Linked DNA regions of Homo sapiens: region 2 is linked to region 1. The links are chromatin loops, found by intact Hi-C in ENCODE. Cell type or tissue: right lobe of liver. All regions are shown on one strand. Each heading gives the region's core, and the rest is flanking DNA. Links, peaks and the distances in the headings are about the cores only. Region 1 overlaps LOC105374218 (a long non-coding RNA gene). Region 2 overlaps LOC105374217 (a long non-coding RNA gene).

Region 1 (2,914 bases), core at 301-2,800:
AGCAGCAGCAACCCACTCTGGTCCCCTTCCACCTGTGGTAGCTTTGTTCTTTCACTCTTTGTAATAAATCTTGCCGCTGCTCACTCTTTGGGTCCGCACTGTGTTTATGAGCAGTAACACTCACCACTAAGGTCTGCAGTTTCACTCCTGAGGCCAGCAAGACCACGAACCCACCGGGAGGAATGAACAATTCTGGAGGGGAGGAACAAACAACTCCAGATGCGCCGCCTTAAGAGCTGTAACTCTCACCGCGAAGGTTTGCAGCTTCACTCCTGAAGCCAGTGAGACCACGAACCCAACAGAAGGAAGAAACTCCGAACATGTCCGAACATCAGAAGGAACGAATTCCAGACACACTATCTTTAAGAACTGTAACACTCACCGCGAAGGTCCGTGGCTTCATTCTTGAAGTCAGTGAGACCAAGAACCCACCAATTCCAGACACAATGTCTCCACTTGACCCTGGCAGAGGGACCTTGAAAATTTTGGGAACTGGGTCACCAAAGGCCACTCTGGATGCACTTGTAATCTAGAGTGAATAGAAAATTCTATAATTGCTATTCTAGATAAAATTACTCAGATTTGAGAACTGGATTCCTTTTAGTTATTGTGTCCTATGGATTGTTCTGGTTGTTGAGACGAATTCTAGGGCAAGGCATGCCATTGTCGTGGTGAGGAAGTTGGGGTTTAAGTGAATGAAGATTCTCATTGTGAAGAATTGAAATATGACCCTGACTAGGAGAGGAAGGGACTAGAGGAGTCGTTCCAAGCCAAAAAAGCCAGCCCAGGCCGGGCGCTGTGGCTCACACCTGTAATCCTAGCACTTTGGGAGGCTGAGGCAGGTGGATCATGAGGTCAGGAGATCGAGACCATCCTGGCTAACATGGTGAAACCCCGTCTCTACTAAAAATACAAAAAATTAGCTGGGAGTGGTGGCGGGTGCCTGTAGTCCCAGCTATTCAGGAGGCTGAGGCAGGAGAATGGCATGAACTTGGGAGGCGTAGCTTGCAGTGAGCTGAGATCACGCCACTGCACTCCAGCGTGGCAGCAAAGCTTTTGTCTTCATTTTTATTTTTGAGTGGATAATAAACACATTGAGTACAAAATTTAAAAGCTACACAAAGCATATACTGTGAAAGGAAGCCATGCTCACTTCCCGCCTCCTCCAGCCACGAGTTCTCCCTAGAAGCAATCATTGATACCAGCTCCACAGGCATCTTTCCAGAGATACTTTCTCTAACCAACATCAAACCTTGAGTATAGATGTTACACCCAACAGCCTCATGTCAATGGTGCTCTGAGGAACTGAGGGGTGAGACAATGAAGGAAAGTGCAGCCTGCCCAGCCTATGCACTCCTCTGGAGCCAGCCTGGTAGTCCCAGTATGGTTTAGGGTGGGGGGCAGGTAGTTGTCTAGGAGTCTGAGGTAGTACCAAGCACCAGGGTAGGAGGGAAGCCTTCATCCTGCTCTTATAAGAATGAAGCTGAGCCACTTGGCAAACATGTGGATCAAATCAAGAACCACTACACTCACCACGAACACATACAATAGGCATTTTTAAGCTGTTAGAGCCACATAATTATTTTTTCCTACGACCTTTGACTTCTGTTGGATCGCTCTGTGCTCTTCCAGACTTCTTTCACCTCTTTCTCTAGGCTTCACCTCTGCCCCCTTATTAAGTCAACATGTGTACTTCCTGCATTACTGTGTCATTTATCTCTATCCCAAGAAGTATGTAGTTTTAGTAGAAAAGAGAGTTCTCATTTAACTCTCTAATGACACAATTTTGTGACTATTTAAAGCAAGTCATTTAGCCTTTCTGAACCTTAATTCTCACATCTGTAAAACTGATGACTACTTACATATTTCCCCGGCTTGCTAAGTAAAGCAATTATAAAATACTCATCAATGTGAAAAATAAGGTAGAAAGGTTCTGTTCTCCATGCTTCAAAAACCTTTGCTGCTAAGAAAGCTGCCAATACCTGCTTTGGGCATTGTGGGTGCTGCAGACTAGGAGCTCCAAGGCATGTTCCCAATGCAGAACCACCAGTCCCAGAGAAGATACACTATGGGAGATTCTGCTGGTCTTACAAGAGAGGTGGAAGTCTAGAAGAACCTCTTTATTCCAAAGAGAGAAAGAAAAAAAAAGGAGATAAATTAGTACAGCCATTATGGAAAACAGTGTGGCAGTTCCTCAAAAAACTAAAACCAGAACTACCACATGATCTAACAATCCCACTACCAGATATATCCAAAGAAAATGAAATCAGTATGTCTAAGAGATATCTTTACTCCCATGTGTAGCACAGCACTATTTGCAATAACCAAGTTATGAAAACAACCGAAATGGCCATCATGTATATAATTGATATAGTTTGGGTCTGTGTCCCTGTTCAAATCTCATGTCAAATTGTAATCCCCAATGTTGGAGGTGGGGCCTGGTGGGAGGTGATTTGTTCAGGGGCCGATTTCCCCCTCGATGTTGCTTTCATGATAGTGAGTGCTTGTGAGATTTGGTTGTTTAAAAGTGTATGGCACCTCCCCCATCTCTCTTTTCCTTCTGCTCCAACCATGTAAGACATGCCTGCTTCTTCTTCACCTTCCACCATGCTTGTTAATTTTCCTGGGGCCTCTCCAGCCATGCTTCCTGTACAGCCTGCAGAACTGCAAGCCAATTAAACCTCTTTTCTTTATAAATTACCCAGTCTCAGGTATTGATAGCATGCAAGAATGGACTAATGCAATAATGGAATATTATTCAACCATAGAAAAGAATGAAATCCTGTCATATGTGGCAACATGGGTGAGCCTGGAGGACACTAAGTGAAAGAATCCAGGCACAGAAAGATAAATACCATAAATATCACATGTTCTCATTCATCTGTAGAAGTTCAAAAATTTGATCTCATAGAAG
Region 2 (2,914 bases), core at 323-2,822, 55 kb before region 1:
ACTATGCATGTCCCCATAGACTGATGCCACATCCCCATGAAGAAAAGCATCTCACAGAGGTCAACTGGTGTTTTCCAGGTCACACAAGGTCAACACTGAACCCAGAATCCAGATTTTCTAACCTATGCTTCCCAGTAGCTTTCACTCTCACTGTAATTTTTATTGTTGTTATTTTTAAAGCTTAGGGGTTAACTCCCCTACCCCAGTGTGCGCAAACACACACACACACACACACACACACACACACACACACACACACGTTTAATATAGAGAGAAACATGAAGTTCTCTTTTCACAAGACATTAAGGGAATGGAAATTGTGAAGAAAGCTGTGAAGAACTTCCAAGTCATATTCAGGATTTTCCCAAATGGTTAGGTTAAGTACACAGAAAAAGGTAGCCTCCCTACCTCCCCAGGGTGGCTCCAGTCTATCTGAAGGGGCCATTCTCTGGCCATCCTGAAACTCATGCAGGTGGTGACTTCATCTTTCCCTGAGTAAGTGTGGTCACCGGCAGACACTCCCGGCGGGGAACAGGCAGGCAGGCCAGGATGTGGGAGGGTGATTCAGCAGGTAACAGCAAAGCCCCATAAGCCACCCTGTGGAAACGCCCATGAGGTCCACCCTCTCAGGCAAGTTTTAGAGGACAGAAGCCAAACTCCTACTCCCCACACTATTTTCCTCAAGACGAATTTTCTGTTGTCCCCTTTAGGAGAAAAGCTTCATATCCTGATCCACGGATCCCCGAATATTCCTGATGAATGTGGTCACTGCAATATGGTTCCCTTTTCTCTTCTTTCCTTCCTTCCTTCCTTTCTCTTTCTTTTCTTTCTTTCTTTTTTTTTTGAGACAGAGTCTTGCTCTTGTCGGCCAGCCTGGAGTGCAGCGGCACGATCTCGGCTCACTGCAACCTCTGCCTCCCCGGTTCAAGAGATTCTCCTGCCTCAGCCTCCCAAGTAGCTGGGATTACAGGCGCCCGTCACCATGCCCGGCTAATTTTTGTATTTTTAGTAGAGATGGTGTTTTGCCATTTTGACCAGGCTGGTCTCAAACTCCTGACCTCGTGATCTGCCTGCCTCGGCCTCCTAAAGTGATGGGATTACAGGCGTGAGCCACTGCACCCGGCCTCCCTTTGCTTTTCTTATGAAAAGGATTGATGGGCACTTGCCAACTTTATTTAGGCTCCTGCAGGTGAGGTGCTCCATGTTGAGCAGCCCTAGAATCCTGCACAGTCTGGGGCCTGGTGAGCCTGCAGCTAACTCAAGTGGTTGAGACGTGTTTGTTGAGGGAAGGAAGGGAAGAAATAGAAACTGTTAAAGGAATCTCTTCTTGAACTTCCTTATTGTATTCAGAGTTTTAAAAGCATGTAATTATGATGTTGTAACTGAAACTCTGAATATAACTATCGATATCTGAAACTTGTAATAAATTAATGAAAAATGAGTTGATTTCTTTTTTTCTTACTTCTTGGCACTTGGATCATAAAAACTGAAATGTTCTCTTGAAGCATATTTTGAAGTGTGGTTTTTTCCTTTCTCAGTGGATATTTATAGAACAAACATTAACATGCAAATTATATGGATACATTCTACCCCCACCCAACCCTCTTCATAATAGCCTGTGAAAAGTCAGACCGCGAAGGCACAAAGACGGTCTTATTACTTTTAACCTTTGGGGAGGGCGGCATGAACCACGGAAAGTTTACTTGGGTATCAAACTCAAAATGTACCTATGGCTTGACACAGCTCTGCCAGATAACACTCCCACACACATGCCAAGGTGCTTTTTGGACTTTGCTATGGAGACAGCCTCGCAATTAACGACACACACCGGGAAGGACAAAGAGAGAGGAAAAGTGTTTTCTGAAATGTCAGGTCCTCCCTCCTGCTGACTCTCAGCAATTTGTCAGGGGCTTTTCTCTGTGGTACTGGAGCTGGATTTTCCCACAGGTAAACTAGTTTTCCAGCTCGCACTCAGGAGCCCTGCTCTTCTGGGAAGCCCTAGGGTGTAATCTGGAGCCTGGTTGGGTTTTGGGGGTGTCATCTGACATCAGTTACCTCAGTGGGAAGGCCCTAGGCCGGAGTCAGGTGTTGAGAAGGGAGGTGAGGTTTGGTGCTTCCGAGGGTTGCTTAGTCCCAGTCAGATGCAATCTCTATCTCCTATGAAAAAGAAATACAATTCCTGTCACTCTCTTTCCTTAAAACCAACTTTGGGCCTTTATTACCCATAAGACAAAGCCTAAATTACTTAGTCTAGCACACAAGATTCTTAAGAAACTGGCTCTAGCCTAATCTCTCTCATTTCTTGATACTTATGAGTCGTTTGTCCTAAGGACCTGACAGTGTAGCTGTTACAAACTGTTGTGGGCTTCCAGCACGTTACATGGGGTACACAACACAGGCTCCCTTCCTGGACTGACCCCTCCACTGTAAGTGCCTTGTAAACTAATCTTGAGACACATTCAGCTGCCAGCCATCCCTAAATCCCTCCTGTGCTTGTTTAAAATCTGCATTGTGATGTGTATTCCATTAGAGTGAGTTTAGGCCAGGTGCGGTGGCTCATGCCTGTAATCCTCCTAGTACTTTGCGAGGCTAAGGCGGGCAGATCACTTGAGGTTAGGAGTTTGAGACCAGCCCGGCTAACACGGTGAAACCCTGTCTCTACTAAAAATACAAAAATTAGCCAGGCGTATGGCGGGCATCTGTAGTCCCAGCTACTCAGGAGGCTGAGGCAGGAGAATCGCTTGAACCCAGGAGGCGGAGGCTGCAGTGAGCTGAGATTGCACCATTGCACTCCAGGCTGGGTGACAAGAGCAAGACTCCATCTCAAATAAATAAATAAAAATAGAGTGAATTTAATTTCTCATATGTCCACATCTTCCACAAGTCTCTGAACTCCTTGAAGGCAGGGGCTATA

Evidence for each region. Hi-C counts contacts between places; a loop is a spot of excess contacts. Peaks named below come from ENCODE experiments on the same cell type or tissue, not always from the same donor. Only the 100,000 strongest peaks of a DNase experiment are listed, where the experiment ranks them.
Region 2: it touches region 1 in a loop (2.4-fold over the local background); 2 of 110 quality-filtered maps call a loop at or near these places.

Annotation. Positions count from the first base shown.
Region 1 is chr3:171,903,733-171,906,646 of GRCh38, reverse strand. The region is part of intron 1 of LOC105374218 (a long non-coding RNA gene); the gene reads right to left. Among named protein-coding and RNA genes, the nearest start is that of TMEM212-AS1, 4.4 kb to the right of the region's middle. In right lobe of liver, for the core only: no CTCF peak of the experiment used is centred there; no DNase peak of the experiment used is centred there.
Region 2 is chr3:171,958,730-171,961,643 of GRCh38, reverse strand. LOC105374217 (a long non-coding RNA gene) reads right to left here. Exons shown (of 4, transcript XR_924718.4): 3 at 2,056-2,157. Among named protein-coding and RNA genes, the nearest start is that of TMEM212-AS1, 59 kb to the right of the region's middle. RefSeq lists an enhancer at 598-1,098. In right lobe of liver, for the core only: no CTCF peak of the experiment used is centred there; DNase peaks (open chromatin) are centred at 554 and 1,763; H3K27ac peaks cover 679 bases.